Regions from separate parts of the Homo sapiens genome. Here region 2 is linked to region 1. Evidence: chromatin loops called from intact Hi-C (ENCODE). Cell type or tissue: heart right ventricle. All regions are shown on one strand. Each heading gives the region's core, and the rest is flanking DNA. Links, peaks and the distances in the headings are about the cores only. Region 1 overlaps TBC1D1 (TBC1 domain family member 1). Region 2 overlaps PGM2 (phosphoglucomutase 2).

Region 1 (8,704 bases), core at 417-8,416:
CACCCCCGCTAATTTTGTATTTTTAAATAGAGACAGGGTTTCTCCATGTTGGTCAGGCTGGTCTTGAAGTCCCGACCTCAGGTGATCCACCTGCCTCGGCCTCCCAAAGTGCTGGGATTACAGGTGTGAGCCACCGCCCCCGGCCAAGCATGAATGTGTTTTTCTTGCACGATGCATTAGTATTGTGTGAATATTGAATGTGTAGAGTGGGCAATTTCATGATGTAGGAATAAAGCCAAAACGGGAGAGTTTTGTTTTAAAGAGATTATCTGTTTAAAGAAGAAAGAAAAACATAAGATGTACTTTTAAAAAAAATTGGACATGATCTGGAACATTAGGGCAGGTGTACATTGCATCAAGAATGTGGCTGGGCTTTATAGCAGTGTGATTTCTTGATTAGTCTTTCAGTGGGGACACTTGACTTTTTACGCAGTTTATAAATAAAACTGAACTTCTCAAGCTTTGTGATTTTCATAGTAAACTCACAGATGTCCCCAACAACCTGTCAGTTTTGAGTATATCTACTGTTTCTATGCCTCCATGTATCTGTTAGTCAAAACTGACTGCAGCAGAACTGCCAAGTAACTTCCAGAATTTATTTGGATTTGCACCTGCTTATAAAGTTTGTAGCTAAGATTATTGCTGGTATCTCAAGTTGGTAGATTTTAAATATACATATGTCAGTTTATGAGAAAAAATGGAAAATGAGAACTAAATATAGCCAAGTTTGCTGTGTTTCAAATCCAAGTATAGTTTCATATAGTTTATGGTGTGTATTAAGTATTTACCTTATGAATAAAGTACTTAACTGTGTATTTAATGTATTAATTAAGGCATTTAACTGTGTATTTTCCAGTGCTCATTCAACAAGTGTTTTATTAGGTACTTTTTGTATATAAGCAGTGTTTATGTCCTGGAGGAGTTAATTCACTCTGCACAATAGATTATCCTTTAAAAAGTGTGCACCCTGGAGATTTGTAAATTAAATATTTAAAGATGCATTAAAAAAGGAATCTTTTTTTTTTTTGACCCTGAGTCTCACTCTGTCGCCCAGGCTGGTGTGCAGTGGCACGATCTCGGCTCACTGCAACCTCTGCCTCCTGGGTTCAAGTGCTCCTCCCACCTCAGCCTCCCTAGTAGCTGGGACTACAGGCATACACCACCATGCCCAGCTAATTTTTGTATTTTTAGTAGAGACAGGGTTTCACCAGGTTGGCCAGGCCGGTCTTGAACTCCTGACCTCAAGTGATCTGCCCACCTCCGCCTCCCAAAGTGTTGGGATTACAGGTGTGAGCCATTGCATCCAGCCCACAGAATCCTTTTGTAAAGCAAGTAACTGATTGCTAATTAATATTTTATGTAAAACCAGGTTTTCCGTATTTGGGCATTACTTTTAAAACATTGGTTTATCTAGCCACCATTCATTCAACAGGTCATTTAACAAATGTGTTCAGTGCAGATATTTATGGATAACCTACCTATAATAGGTACTATTTGAGGAGCTGGGGATTTAGCAACCGACAAGCAGACCCCTGTTTTCATGGAATTCTAGATGGGAGAGATAGCAAAGCAGCAAGCAAATAGGTGAACAAGATTATTTCAGATGGTGATCAGTGCGAGGAAGAGAAGTAAGTGGCTCCGGGCTGGGGTGGTGCAGGGGTGGCATTCCATCTGACTGGTGAGAGGGCAGGAAACATGCTCCAGGCAGGCCTCAGGGAGAAGGGAGGTATGGCTGGAATATATCCAGCTGGGTGCACAGCACTGAGCTTTGAGTGGGGAGGGGTAAGGTGGGCCAGGCTGTTTATGGCTCCATAGGCTTAGAATGGGGTTTGGATTTGCTTTTAAGTGTAGTCAGAAGCCGTTAAAGATGTGGAAAAGAGGAGTGATGTCAGCTGATGTATATTTCGGATGGAAGCAGAGGGACCACTTAGGAGGTGGTTTTGGTTCGGATAGGAGGTGATAGTGGTAGCTTGGACCTCAGTAATAAGAAAGGAATACCAGTGGATAGTCATTGTCTGTATTTTGAAATGATGTGACCCAGTGGCTTTGCTATCTTGTTTGTCTGTGTTTGGTGCAAATAACCGAGTAACTAATTGCTATTTATATGTTGAGTACGAGTACAACTTGCCCTTCCATCATCTCTTTCTTCTAAGCACAGCTTCCATGCAAAGTTCTGTCCTGACTCTGGGCTTATTTATTTACCTTTGAGGTTTCCTGCAGACTAGACCAGCCCACCTTGGGTGCCGGTAGGCGGTAGGAGTTGCCCTTCTGTTTACCAGCACACAGCACAGCAGCCTTCCTATGTAAGGTGTGAATCTGACTATAGCAAATATTTAGGCAACAATTTTCTTGTGTTGCTTGAAGTCAGTCCAGTGTTGGTTTGTCCTTGATGTGTGTCCTAGGTTAATGTGATGTATTGTTTTAAAATTTTTTTTTCTTCTGTAGACTCATACTACATTTTATTAGTGGATGCTTGAGTTTAATAAGGAGGGGAGAACTCCTTGTCATAGTCAAACCATTCCTTGAATTTGAAAAATGTGCTGCCTCGGCTAAGCAAAGCTGGTATAACCCTGACCAGGATTTCAGCAGAGTTCCTGTGGAGCACTTTTTATCTGGTAGTGGTGGCAGCTGTGTTTTGGGCTTTGGGAACTCTAGTTGCTTAGAGTGTGCCAGGAACTTGGGCGTAGGTTGGTTTTACTGAAAGAGAATGGAGGAGAGCAGAGATAGAAATCCCACCTAATCCACAAATAGAACACAGCCCAGAGCAATGCCTGATGAGAAAAAAAGATAAAGTATAATTTGTTTCCTTAGACAAATTCTTTAATCTGATTTTAACCTGTATGTGTGTCCCCTGTTCTTCTGTTTCTATCAAAACTCTCCTCATCCTTCATTCCTTTCCTGAAGCACCTCTGATTAATCATTCATTCATTGACGAATGTACTAAGCAGGGCAGAGAATAACGGGAAGGGCAGGTTGTGCCAGGCAGTTAGAGTAGCGTATGCTAAGGCCTGGAGGCCCCTTGGTGGAGCTGCACTCACAGGAGGTTGGTGGGCCTGGAGCGAGACTGCTGGGGGGAGTAGCAGAGGCGAATGAGGACCAGGATGAGCATGGCATACAGACCCCTTTGGTATTTTATTCTGGAGCAGTGAAGACCCATTAGGGGCCAAAGATGATCTTTCCCCAAACTCTTTTTTTTTTTTTTTTTTTTCAGACGGAGTCTCGCTCTGTCACCAGGCTGGAGTGCAGTGGTGCGATCTCGGCTCCCTCCACCTCCCAGGTTCAAGTGATTCTCCTGCCTCAGCTCCCGAGTAGCTGGGATTACAGGCAGGTGCCACCACACCCAGCTAATTTTTGTATTTTTAGTAGAGACGGGGTTTCACCATGTTGGCCAGGATGGTCTCGATCTCCTGACCTCGTGATCTACCTGCCTCGGCCTCCCAAAGTGCTGGGATTATAGGCGTGAGCCACTGTGTCCGCCATCCCTCCCCCAAACTCTTATAGCTGTGTATTTCATTCTGTATGATGCTTTGTACGGTCACCACACTGTGCCCAGCTTTTTCTTCTTCCCTTTTTTCTTTAAATATACTTTATTTTTTAGAGCAGTTGTAGGTTTACAGCAAAATTGAGTGGAAGTTACAGAGATTTCCCATATAGCCCCTGTCCCCACTGAACTTCTCAAGCTTTGTGATTTTCATAGTAAACTCACAGATGTTTTGATAGAAACAGAAGAACAGGGGACACATGCACAGCATCCCCTGTTATTAATATTCCTCACCAGAATGGTGCATTTGTTACAACTGATGAATCTATATTGACATATGATTATCACACAAAGTCCATCGTTTACATTAGGGTTCACTGTTGGTGATATACATTCTACAGGTTTGGACAAATGTATAATGACGTATATCCAGCATTATAATATCATACAGAGTAGTTTCATTGCCCTACCAGTCCTCTGTGATCGATTCATCCCTCCCTTCCTATAAGCCTTTGGCAACCCACTAATCTTCATACTATTTATAGAGCATGTATATATAGTTCTGCCTATAGAGAATGTCATGTAGTTGGAATCATACAGTATATATGTAGCCTTTTCGGATTGGCTTCTTTCACTAAGTATATGCATTTAAGTTTCCTGTGTGCTTTTTTTTTTAAAATGGCTTGATCATTTTTTTGTGCTGAATCATATTAATTGCCTGGATGTACCACAGTTTATCCATTCACCCACAGAAGGACATCTTGGTTGCTTCCAAGTTTTAGCAATTATGAGTAAAGCTACTATAAACATCTCTGTGTAGGTTTTTGTGTGGATATGAGTTTTCAGCTCCTTTGAGTAGATATCAAGAAGTATGATTGATAGATTGTAATGTAAGATTATGTTTGTTTTTGTGAGAAGCACTCAACTGCTTTTCAAAGTGCCTATACCATTTTGTATTGCCATCAACAATGAATGAGAATTTCTTTTGCTCCTCACAGGCATTTGATGTTGTATTCTGGAATTTGATTATTCTAATAGGTGTGTAGTGGTACCTCATAGATGTTTTAATTTATGTTTCTTTAATGACAGCTGATGTAGTCCTACTCCCTTTCTTTTGATTGACTTTTAAGGAATAGAAATAATGTTAGGCCAGGAGTGTTAGCTCACACCTGTGATCCCAGCACTTTGGGAGGCTGAGGTGGGTGGATCACTTGAGGCCAGGAGTTTGAGACCAGCCTGGCCAACATGGCAAAACCCTATCTCTAGAAAAATACAAAAATTAGCTGGGTGTGGTGGCGTGTACCTGTAATCCCAGCTACTTGGGAGGCTGAGGCACGAGAATTCCTTGAGCCTGGGAGGCAGAGGTTGTAGTGAGCCAAGATTGTGCCACTGCACTTAGCCTGGGTGACAGAGTGAGACCCTGTCTCAAAAAAAAAAAAAAGAAAATGTTAGTGCTTTTGAATTTTATTTTAGAATGCACAGTAATATTCACGAACATCTGTACAACCTATAGGAAGACCTTTATTTGGTTATATTTATGATATATATATTTTCTTGAGATGGAGTCTTGCTCTGTCACCCAGGCTGGAGTGCAGTGGCGTGATCTCGGCTCACTGCAACCTCTGCCTGCCGGGTTCAAGCAATTCTCTTGCCTCAGCCTCCCGAGTAGTTGAGACTACAGGCACGCGCCACCATGCCTGGCTAATTTTTTTGTATTTTTAGTAGAGACGGGGTTTCACCATGCTGGCCAGGATGGTCTTAAGCTCCTATCCTTGTGATCCGCCTGCCTCAGCCTCCCAAAGTGCTGGGATTACAGGCGTGAGCCACCGCGCCCAGCCTATATTTATGATATTTATGAATCTAATCTTAAGTATCTGGTTTTTCCATTTTAAAATTTCTATGATTTCTGATTTTGTTGTTGGAAGAGTGGTGAACAAGTACTCTGTGCTCTTTTGTTAAATTTATATGAAAAAGCTGACAGAAAAATTACCTTAATTTTCATGCACTTTGGTTATTTTCCTGTAAATCATTTTTATATCTGTCATGTTATAATGGGATTAGACTCACAGGCTCTGTTCTTTTACATTGGTTGAACTTGGCTAAGTTAACTTTGCTGAGCCTGTTTTCTTGTGTCTGAAATGAACTTAATATATACTTGTTTTGTATTTATCTTTTTAAAAATAGTTCCTATTTTAAAATCCATTAATGTCAAAATCTGCTTAGGAAATTGTGAAGACTATCTTCAGATGTAAACCATTTAAAACATGGTCGAATGGGCAGTTTAAGTTAATGGCATGTGTGGTATTAGGCAGGGTAGATACTGAGATGAGTAGGACATGGGCCCAGCCCTTGAATAGCTTGCAGTCTAATGGGGAGAGGGAGACCTGTGGAGATAATTTAATTTTAATGTGATATATGCACGAAGAATCACTCAGCTGGGATTTTGGAGGAGACTAGAAGATGAGGTCTGAGTGAAGTCAAGGGTAATTGTAGGTCATTGATGTGGTGGATTATGAAAAGGAATAGTGAGGAAATACTACTGGTAGTTTTCTAGCATGTTTCAGAATGATTCAAGGTTGCTTTCCAACTGTTTGCCTTGTTTTTGAGACCACTGATTTTTAACCTTGGGGAAGGCACATCAGTATAAATAAATTACTCAGACCTTTTCTTTCATACCAGCACTGCCTATGGCCCTCAAATACCTATCAGTAATTGTGGCTTAGGGTGGTGGTCATTCTAGTAGGATTTAGTAATGTAATTACGGTGTAACCAGAATGTCATCTTGAATGTAATTCCATTTGTTCTTTTCTACATGGGGAACTGACACCCAGAGCGATGAAGTAACTTGATTTGAACAAGATCACACAGCTAGTTTATGGCAGAACTTAAAAAGTTCTTGGACACCTGTTTTTGAGGTACATTGTTAATATTGCTCTGCTGATTTGTTTGCACTTTCATCTTCAAACTGTTTTACTAAAATCAAAACTATGCACATCTATCAAACAATATATTGTATTTCAGAATACTTTATTTATTTATTTATGTTTTTGAGACGGAGTCTTGCTCTGTTGCCCAGGCTGGATTGCAGTGGCGCGATCTCGGCTCACTGCAACCTCTGCCTTCCGGGGTCAAGTGATTCTCCTGCCTCAGCCTCCAGAGTAGCTGGGACTACAGGTGCCCGCCACCGTGCCTGGCTAATTTTTGTATTTTTACTAGAGATGGGGTTTCGCCATGTTGGCCAGGTTGGTCTTGAACTCCTGACCTCAAGTGATCTGCCTGCCTCAAGTGATTACAGGTGCGAGCCACTGTGCCTGACCCAGGATACTTTATTTAACCCCTTGATGAGTGTATTCTTGCAAATTTCAGGTCAAGATGCCTGCAGGGAAATGAGCAAGGAGAGGAAGCCTGAGTAGTCGGGTTGGGGTGGGTGGGGATCCTTTGATATGTGAAGGGTGTCTCTGCAGCCTGGTAGGACCAACCAGTTGTGTTAACTGTGCAAGAAGAAGCACAGCCTGAGTATTTGAAGAGAGTGCAAGTTGCCAATGTCTAATGTGGCTGTTTAGCTCCCTAGCACTGGGCTGCAGTGACCCACCCATTCACTGAGTGCTCCTGTTTCCCGGAAGGCATCCTCTGGGAGATGGGGTAGGTGTGTGTAATGGATCTCTTCCCTCTAATATGAGAGATTGACTTTGCTCAGAAAAACATCGACTGCAAATGGCATTTAATAGAAGGGACAATTATTTTAGCATGAATAACAAGGGAAGAGATGATTATATTTTTCAGAACTTTATATGTGCCAGCCATTGTGTTAGAAGTCTCATAATTAATTTAATTCTCAAAATAATTGTGGCAGTAGTGGTATTATTTCCTCCTTCCACTTTTTTTTTTTTCAGGAAAGAAATATGAAGAAACTGAAATTCAGAAAGGCTAGGTACCGTGTCCTAGCTAATAAGATTAAAGCTTGACTTGTTTGGCTCTAAATTCATATTTTATCTGTTGTACCTGCATTGTCTCTGTAACGGGGATTACAACGCATGTTCAATATGTGAAACAAGGGCAGCAGAGCTTAGAAAAATATCTTGTTCCACTGAGAAACTGAACTTTTTTCCCCTTTCTTAGGTGAGAGACATAAAACATTCAACTAATCTGCTTTTAAAAATAGATATACCATATGGAAACTATATAAGAAGTGTAACATTTTTTTAAATCCCTGAATTTTGTGATGTTCTCAGTTAGGGAGAGAAGGAAACAGGAAATAAGAGAAAAATCACATAGAAGATTGAAGGTGAAGATTGGGAGGAGGTTAAGACAATTCAATGATAGACCGAAAGAGGTCAGTTTTGAGTGACCACATGAGATTGCATTTTCTCGTTGACTTGAGTTGTGGATTTTAGAGTGTTTTCACTTATTCTCTGATATTCTTTTCAAAGTACCACAGAACCATGTTTCATAGTTATTCAGCTTACCTGGAAAGTTCTCTTTAGGAGTCGATTCTGCATAGACTCTCCAGAGCATCATACTGTGGATGTTTTATCGGCCTATAGATAGCACACTAGGCAGGCAGTAGCAGGCGTGGGGTGCAGGTCCCAGTGTGCTCTGTGTTTGCTGTTTAGCCTTGGCTAGGCGACAGTGGGAAAGATGATCAATGCCAGGTGCCCATCAGGTAGCCTTGTTTGGCATCACGTGAGCTGATGTAAGTGCATGTAAACCGTCAAGCACTCTTTTGGATGAACTTGTCTAGGAACAGCAGGGTGTAGCACGTGTTTCCAATACATTTTTTGACCTAGGGCAAGTTACACTTGCCTGGGCCTCAGTCCTTGATCTATAAAATGAGAACATTGTGTTAAATGATTGCTACAGTTGTATTCAATTCAGAATCTGTGTCCCTGTGAGTGCAAGTCAAGCCAACTATCTTAGATTGTCTACCTTTGATAAGGAGGAAAGGGCCCCTGAAATCATTGGTCTAGGTCAGATCTCTCCACCAGTTACCAGTGGAGGGATGACCTTAAGTAAGTTATTTTTTTCTCTAGACATTAATGTGTTCATCCATTAAAGGGGGGATGATAAACAGCTATCCTCTAAGCGGTTGACGATTTATCCACATAACACACTTAGTACCTAGATTAAGCACTTAGTACTCGTGAACCATCATCATCATTGAATTTAGGGGTGGAGGAAGACTTTTGTAGTTGCTTAGCTGCATTCCCTCTTTTTAAGGATGAA
Region 2 (8,704 bases), core at 379-8,378, 150 kb before region 1:
CTCATATAGCCATCCATCCATTCATTCATTCATTTAACACACTTATTGAGTACATACCATGTGCCAGCACTGGGGATATAAGAATGACTCGAACAAACAGATTCTCTCATGGAGCTTTCATTCCAGTATAAATGCACCAACTAAGCTGACAACTTTTAAGGTCCTGTAATTTTTGCCATGATTACATAGCAAGTGCTAAAAAGCTTTTCTAACTGCCGGAGTTACCAAGAGCCTGTTCTCCTTTGTTTTATAGTATGGATTGAGTCTGTCTTAATTTGTGAATATTTTTGTCAGAATCTAGACCCAGCTTTTAGGAAGGAGATAATTTGACAAAACAGAAGTGCTTCTACTGGGTATTGGCAGTACTGTTTATGAGGGAAATGAAATAGAACAGATTATTCACATCAGTATTTCTTCACCTTAGACCTGTTGATGATGAATGTCACTTTAATTGTGGGAAAAGAAAGGCTAGAAAAAATTGCCTAATAGTGATTACATGTGCCTCACGTATACATCCCAGTGTAAAAGGCAGAGCTGGGCATGTTGTAACAAAACTCCAACAAGGAAAGCTTATCTAAGGGTATAGAATTACCACAGGGGCCAGGCGCGATGGCTCACACCTGTAATCCCAGCACTTTGGGAGGCTGAGCCAGGCAGATCACTTGAGCCTAGGAGTTCATGACCAGCCTGAGCAACATGGTGAAACCCTGTCTCTACCAAAAATACAAAAATTAGCCAGGCGTGGTGGTGTGCACCTGTAATTCCAGCTTCTTGGGAGGCTGAGACAGAAGGATTGTTTGAACCCGGAAGGCAAGGTCGTAGTGAGCCGACATTGTGCCACTGGACTCCAGCCTGGGCAACAGAGCAAGACTCTGTCTCAAAAAAAAAAAAAAAAAAAAAGAATTGCCATGGGAACTCCTGGTCACAAATTGTTATTAAGCAATAGGGCTCCCTGAGATGCTGGAGGAAAGACTTAGAATGGGGTAAGTATGGGAATCCTGTTTGGTTCATGGATAACATAGGAACTGTGCTGCTGAATAAGGTTGCCTTCTGTACCAGTTACTAGGGCTATGTAACAAATCATTGAAAACATAATGGTTTAAAACAACAACCACATTTATTTTGCTCACAAATCTGCAATTTTGGTAGAACTCAGTGGGGACAGCTTGTCTCTGCTCCACTCAGCACCATCTGGGCCAGTTTGGAGGTTGGAATCATTTGAAGGCACCTTCATTCACACGTCTGAAATTATTACTGGCTATTGGCTGGGATCTTAGCTGGGGTTGGAACCCCTTCATGTGGCCTGGACTTCCTTATAACATGGTGGTTGGCTTTCAGTGAAGTATCCAGAGAGGGAGAGAGAGAGAATGTGCCAATTGGAAGCTGTGCTGACTTTTATGACGTAGCTTTGAAAGTCACACAGTGTCACTTCTACCGTATTCGGTTTGTTAAAAGTGAGTCAATAAGGCTGTCTCATATTCAAGGAGAGGGCACATAGATACCCACTTCTCATTAAAGGAGCATTGATGTCACATTGTAAGAGGAACATGTGAGATGGCTTATATTACTGGGGCCATCTTTGGACAATCCAGTTGGTTACACCTGCCATTGGGCCTAATTGTTAGGGGTTTCTAAGGGATTCTAGATTAACCTAGAGCTTTTTCCCCTGTATTTTTCTATATCTAGTTTCTGAGAATAATGAAATGTATTCCCATTAAGGACTATCTTACCCATTTTTATCCTAGAATTCATCTCCTCTGGGGGTAAACCCTGTGGTAAACATAGATGATCAATATTCTAAAGGTCATGTAATTCAACCAGACACCCCTTGGGATAATTTTCTCCATGACCCCACCACTCTGAAGTGCTCATTCAGCCTATTCTTGGATACTTGTAATAGGAGACAGAGATGTGAAGAGTTAAGAAAGTTTTATCTGAGCAGCAAGTATATCTTTAAAATCTTAGGAGTGGATTCAAAATTAGAGGCAAGAGGATTCCCAGAACAAACAACCCAGGTTTCTACCCAGTCTTGGGTAGTGTTCCCTGGCAGAATGCTGATATGCAAATATATTTGTCACTTTTCACTGATCAGACTTTCATGGTGGCATAGGTGCCCTTCCTGCTGGTCTCTGGGTGTGGAGCCTCATTCTGAGGTACCCCAAAGTTTGCCTGGTTCATTTAAGAAGCAGATGTATGTGATTCAAAAATATGTCAAAGGAAACAGGACAGAGACTGGAGGAAACTTTTGTATTGTTTGCCTCATTGATAGAGGTTATAATTTCCTCCTGCCAATTAATTTATGCTTTATTTATGTTCTATTTTGGGTTCTGTGTTCATAGATTATTTAATTTAGCCATAGCATACCAGTGATGGGAAACTCACTGTCCTCTGAAAGAGGCCATTCTATCTTTGGACCATTCTCATTAAAAGATGGTTTCATTATTTTAAGCCAAAATCTGCCTTTCTGTAGACTTTACATATTGGTCTTAGTTCTACTTTTTGAAGGTCATACACATAAACTTGCTTCTTATGTTTTATAATAACATTTTATTTCTGAAAACCTCCCTCTTCCCCCACTGAGTCTTTCATCTAGAATAAGAATTCCCTTTTCCCTTGGCCATTCTTTCAGGTCCTCATCCTCAGCAGGCCTCCGAGATTTTTAGAGAATCTGGAGATGTGAATGCTTTTTTGCCCCATGGAGCATTGGGGCCACAGCTCAAGGGTTGAGCAGGAAGAGGGGTACTGTCACTGTTGTAAGTCTTGAAGTATCAGGCATCTGGGTACCTTCTGGGGAACCCACAAAACCAATACACATGGCCTTATTTCCTTGTATCACTCAGCCTCAGAAGATAATCCCAGTGCAATGTATTTGTCAAGGAAAAGCTAAAGGCATTCTAAATTAGCTTGGCTCTCGCAACAAGACTGTGATGTATCCCCTCCTACCCAAAATAAAAATTATGGCTTGGACATGGTGGCTCATGCCTGTAATCCGAGCACTTTAGGAGGCCAAGGCAGGAGGATTGCTTGAGCCCACAAGATTGAAACCAGCCTGGGCAATATGGCAAGATCCCATCTCTACAAAAATTGTTTTTTAAAAATTAGCCAGACATGGTAGCATGTGCCTGTAGTCCCAGCACCTCAGGAGGCTGAGGTGAGAGGATTACTTGAGCCTGAGAGATTGAGGCTGCAGTGAACCATGATCGTGTCACTGCACTCCAGCATGGGAGAGAGTGAGACCCCATCTCAAAAGAAAAAGAGTTATGTATATTTTAATAAGACTTCCTTTAGCAAAAGTGAAATAAATAATATAAAATGAATCATTATTTTTGCCCAATCAACCAGAGTTCTCTTTGTTTTATATGGCTTTGAAGGAAAATAACAACAAAAATAATGCGTAAAACAGCAAACACTTAATATAGTACTTAGTTGGTGTTGAATTCTCAGCACTTTGCATGTTTTCATTCATTTACTCCTTATGAGGTAGGTATTATTGTTATTCCTGTTTTACAGAAGAGGAAACTAAGGCACCAAGAAATTAAGGAACTTGTCATTTGCTTGTAGGTGGCAGCGTGGAGTACAAATTCTCAGATTGTGCTTCTAGAGTATGTGCTTTTAAGCCCTACACTGAACTACCTCTCACCAGCCCTGGATACAAATCCAGGCTCTGCTACTCGAATATCTGAAACTGTCACTGTGCCTCTCTGAGGCTTATTTTACCCATCTATAAAATGGGTTTTCTGGTCAGGTGCAGTGGCCCACACCTGTAATCCCAGCATTTTGGGAGGTCAAGACAGGAGGATTATTTGACAGTAGTTCAAGACCAACCTGGGCAACATTGCAAGACCCTGTCTCTACAAAAAATTTTTAAAAATTAGTTGGGCCTGGTAGCATGCACCTGTGGTCCTAGCTTCTCAGGAGGCTGAGGTAGGGGGGGATTGCTTAAACCCAGGAATTCAAGGTTGCAGTGAACTATGATTGTGCCATTGCAACTCCAGCCTAGGCAACAGAGCAAGACCCTGTCTCTGGAAAAAAAAAAAAATTTCCTAACAAAGTTGATCTGAGGTTAGAGATAACAGCTACTAAGTGATCAATGACTAACACAGTGCCCAATACAAAAACATAGATAATAAACAAAGCTGTTATTTTATTATTGTTCAGTTTGCTTCCTTACTGAGATGAATTTTTCCCTCTCTCCCATAGTGTTCTATGAAATTTGAGAAAACTTAATTTTTGGCTAATTTTTCTATATGGTATATATAAAAATATGTTAAAACATACTTTTTAAATCTATGGTGTATTTGTAGGGATTTTGCAGATACCTGGAAAAACAATTCAGTGACTTAAAGCAGAAAGGCATCGTGATCAGTTTTGACGCCCGAGCTCATCCATCCAGTGGGGGTAGCAGCAGAAGGTATTTAAACATTTTTACAAAATGATGTTTTTATAATTTATTTTGCAGTTTTATTTTAATCACCATCTCAATAACTTGACTTTAATATATTCATTAGCCTCATTGCTTAACTGTAAAAACAATGGGTAAATTCTCTTGGCAACTTTTAAAGATTCTGGTTTTACATTAGGTTAAGGAAATAAAATTATTTAGACAATTTAGAATGTAATACCTAGCTAAAAGAAAGAAATTTCTTAAACTGGCAATATTATTTTTCCCTCTCATTTGCCTTTTTATACATAATTTTTACCCTGCTATTCATAAACCTCATGACCCCCTTCCCTCTCTTGAACGCCCACGTCAAGCTGCATTTCTGAAACATTCTCAAACCAATGGGACTCTCTTATGTAGCTGAAGGCATATGATGCTGATGGTGACAATGATAATAGTAATAGCAGCAATCATTTGAGTGCTGATTATGAACCAGACACTTATGTATTTACTCATTCTATCCTCACAGCAACGTGTAAGGTATGTACTTTTATCTCTTTACCCTGAGATTATAATGTGAAAGGAGGAGTCGCAATTTAAGCCTAAGGACACTAGTACCAGGGGTCAGCAAACTTTTTCTCTAAAGGGCAAATAGTGGATATCATACACATTGCATATCACATGATTCCCATCACCACTACTCACCTCTCCCATGAAGCAGAGAAACATCCATCGACAATGCATAAACACAGGAGCATGGCAGTGTTCCAGTAAAACTTTACTTACAAAATGGGCTGTAGTTACCAACCCCTGCCCGTAACCATGTTACATAACCCTCTTTTTTACTTGAACACTTCCTCTGTTATGATGAATTTTTAATCATTCTAGAGTATCAGTATTAGTAGTAGCTTAGAATTACACATATTGAATATTAATGAAAAGTCTTATTAGCTTTACAGAGCTGGATGAGTTTATAGAGTCCTATCTTTGCCCATCAGGAGCTTCCAATCTAAGACAGAAGCACTCGTGGGGACAAACGTGTGGCCGTGAGGAAGGGTGCATAGCCGGGGAAAATCACCCGGTGGCATCAGCCCCAGGTTCAACTCAGGAGGGCATAAGATTTTTAGTCTTTAGCTTTGCAGCTCAAAAATGTGCTTTTTGTCAATAAAGCAAGAGAAAAGTTATAGCTCTGGGGGATAGATGCACATGAACTACATTCACAAGAGAATGATGTGGTATAAACCAGCATATCAGCTTGTCATTTACAGTTAGTGGATGTACAATCAGAACTAAATCGTGACCGTGTTCCTCTGCCGCCCCAGGGCAAGTCAGATCCTTTGCTCAGAGCATGCAAAGTGCACGTATGTGGCTAAGTCTGTCTGCTGAGCTGCGTAAATTTCTTCATTTTGGGCTGACTGCCCTGCTTCTGGTTGATACAACCTTCAGAGATATGTTAACATTATCAATTAAGGTACAGATTTTTTTGCCCTGGCCTTGGAGCCGTATCATTTCCTTAAAGTGAGTGATGTTACTGATTTAAGCTTATGGTTCAAGTCTCAGAGTTTGATGGGATGGGATGGAGTGGAACTCAAGGCTACTCTCTATCACCTGTAACGCGTGAGACATTTAGAGATCATAATGTAAGTGTTTAACCAACACATGGTAAAATATTCATGATGAGTGAATGGAATCTTCGTAAGGAGTTGGAAACTATTGCAGTTTCTGAATTTCGCCCGAGGAGATGTTTATCCTTTAATCTTCCAATTTTAAATATCTGGTGGGGAACGTAAGCAGTAACTGTTAAGTATATGCAGAGAACGCATTGCATTTTTTTGTGCACATTTGTAACAGAGAGAGAGAGTGGCGATCTGCTCTTTGTGCCCCAGCCAGCCTTCAGAATAGTGTCGGCGAAGCTAGTGCCCAAGAAGTATTTGGGGAGAGTAAGAATGATCTGATTGTTTAACTCACAGGGGTGGTATAATGTTGTTCATTCTAAGTAAATCGCTCATTTATTTGTGGTAACGTATTTTACACCAGCTTGAAGGAAGATTTGATGCCATTTTCTGCGTCTTACCCTAAGCAAGTTTCTGTGGAAGTTGAGAAAAATGTCAAAGAATTAAGTTTTCTTTCAAAGGCTGATTGGAACCAAGATGTATATATGTGTATGGGTGTGTGTGTGTGTGTGTGTATACACACATGCGTACTCCAGGATGTCTTTATATTTCAAATAAAGCAATCTCTAATCAAATTCCAGTCTGTGTGGTGTACGCTGGATTGTGATAGGCTTAGGCTGGGATTTTCAGCCTCTGCACTGTTGACATGTGACTGCACAGTGGCTGGATGATCTTTTGTTGTGGTTGTAGGGTACATTGTAAGGTGTTCAGCAGCACCCCTGACCTCTCCCTACTAGCTGCCAGTAGCAACTCTCTCCATTTCCCAGCATGACAAGCAAAAATGTTTCGAGACATTTCAGATGCCTGGAAGGAGAAGGTGCAGACTTGCCCTGGCTGAGAACCACTGAGATAGACAGAGAGCTGAAAGGCCAGGAAGCAGCCTGGCTCTGCCACTAAGTGGCTGTTAGAACCGGGGAAAGGGGCCTGACCTTTCTTGGCTTTAGTGCCATTTCTATAAAACAAAAGAGTGAAATGAGATGACTCCTGAGAGTCCTCCAGCTTTACTGTCCCATGCCAGGGTAAAGATTATAATAAATGCTGTCCTTGATCTGGATGCTGCATTCACCCTAAAGAACATTCAGCATTCATTTCCTTCTTTCCATCACTCACAGTCCTGATCACTCAACTCTCCTTTTCTTCCCTGTCACTCTGCATTCTCAGGTTTGCCCGACTTGCTGCAACCACATTTATCAGTCAGGGGATTCCTGTGTACCTCTTTTCTGATATAACGCCAACCCCCTTTGTGGTAAGTAGCCATTTCCTTTCATAATTTCCTGTCACATGATCAGGGATGGGACTTGGCTGAATTTTATAGTCTTTAGGGCTATTGGGATTGGACTGTTTGAATGACAGAGGAGTTCCTTGGCATGTATGAGACATTTCCTTCTCTCCTGGAATGTTTCTCCCACATCTTAGTAATATTTCTCTGGTATTCAACTTTTGATTCATTGGAATTGGTTTTTTTAAATTGCAGTTTTCCTTTTCTTTGCATTCTAAGGGTATTCGAGAGAGTCAGCAAATTTTTTTTTTTGAGACAGAGTCTCGCTCTGTTGCCCAGGCTGGAGTGCAATGGTACGATCTTGGCTCACTGCAACCTCCGTGTCCCGGGTTCAAGCAATTCTACTACCTCAGCCTCCCAAGTAGCTGGTATTACAGGTGCCTGCCATCACTCCCAGCTAATTTTTGCATTTTTAGTAGCGACGAGGTTTCACCACGTTGGCCACGCTAGTCTCGAACTCCTGGCCTCAGGTGATCCACCCAGCTTGGCCTCCGGAAGTGCTGGGATTACAGGCATGAGCCACCACGCCCGGCCTTTTCTCTGTTTTTAAATTTGGTTTGTAGTTCTTTTTCTCAGCTATCACAATTAGGAAACTTCTTGTGTCGAAATCTGAATTCACCTCAAACCCTGTCTTGTCATGAATATTTTTGACAAGCTGGCACACCCCTGTTTTATACAAATGTTTTATTCTAAATACTATTCATGGCTAGTACAGAGAGCATGCTCGGCATATTTGAGTAAGACTTTCATCAAATCCTTCATGTAGCACAATCTAAAGAAGAAGACAGTAGGGACTATGACAGTTGTTGCTTTGACATAGACAAAACTTTTAAGAGCTGGGCCAGATGCTGAGAATATGTTTTGGAAAATGTGATTTGGATGCAGTTAGTCACATCTAGTAGAAATGAGACTGTATTGCTACAGAAGGAGGTTCCAATTCATTTTGTGTTTGCCGGCTCTAGTGCACTGACAGGTAGATGCAGCACCCCTAGGCTGTAAATAACCTGCTAGACACTCTATTCACATCTAAATGTAGTTCAGGTTTCATTGTTTGATGGAAAAATTGTCATGTATTCAAGCATCCTAATTACCTTCTGTACTAAGTGTTAATAGCTATTAATTTTATGTCAGACATGAATTGAACCAGTGTATCATGATCCTCTGCCCACACTGAGGAGTCGTCCTCCCCTTTTCTTTGGCCCAGAACACCTGAGAGATGTGACATAACTTCCAGGGTGTTCAATGACTGCAGTGATTCTTGGTGAAAGGGTGGAGGGGACGGACAATTTAAATCTCAGGTTGCCTGTGTGTAATCAATGTCATTTGCCACAGTAGGGGGAATAATCCAACCCCTTCTCCCATTTTGGGAAG

The links. Peaks named below come from ENCODE experiments on the same cell type or tissue, not always from the same donor. Only the 100,000 strongest peaks of a DNase experiment are listed, where the experiment ranks them.
Region 2: it touches region 1 in a loop (2.4-fold over the local background); 54 of 110 quality-filtered maps call a loop at or near these places.

What each region holds. Positions count from the first base shown.
Region 1 is chr4:37,979,934-37,988,637 of GRCh38, forward strand. The region is part of intron 2 of TBC1D1 (TBC1 domain family member 1); the gene reads left to right. Among named protein-coding and RNA genes, the nearest start is that of PTTG2, 24 kb to the left of the region's middle. RefSeq lists an enhancer at 2,249-2,348. In heart right ventricle, for the core only: no CTCF peak of the experiment used is centred there; no DNase peak of the experiment used is centred there; H3K27ac peaks cover 4,847 bases.
Region 2 is chr4:37,830,314-37,839,017 of GRCh38, forward strand. PGM2 (phosphoglucomutase 2) reads left to right here. Exons shown (of 14, transcript NM_018290.4): 3 at 4,305-4,411; 4 at 7,216-7,300. Among named protein-coding and RNA genes, the nearest start is that of PGM2, 8.0 kb to the left of the region's middle. In heart right ventricle, for the core only: no CTCF peak of the experiment used is centred there; no DNase peak of the experiment used is centred there; H3K27ac peaks cover 1,850 bases.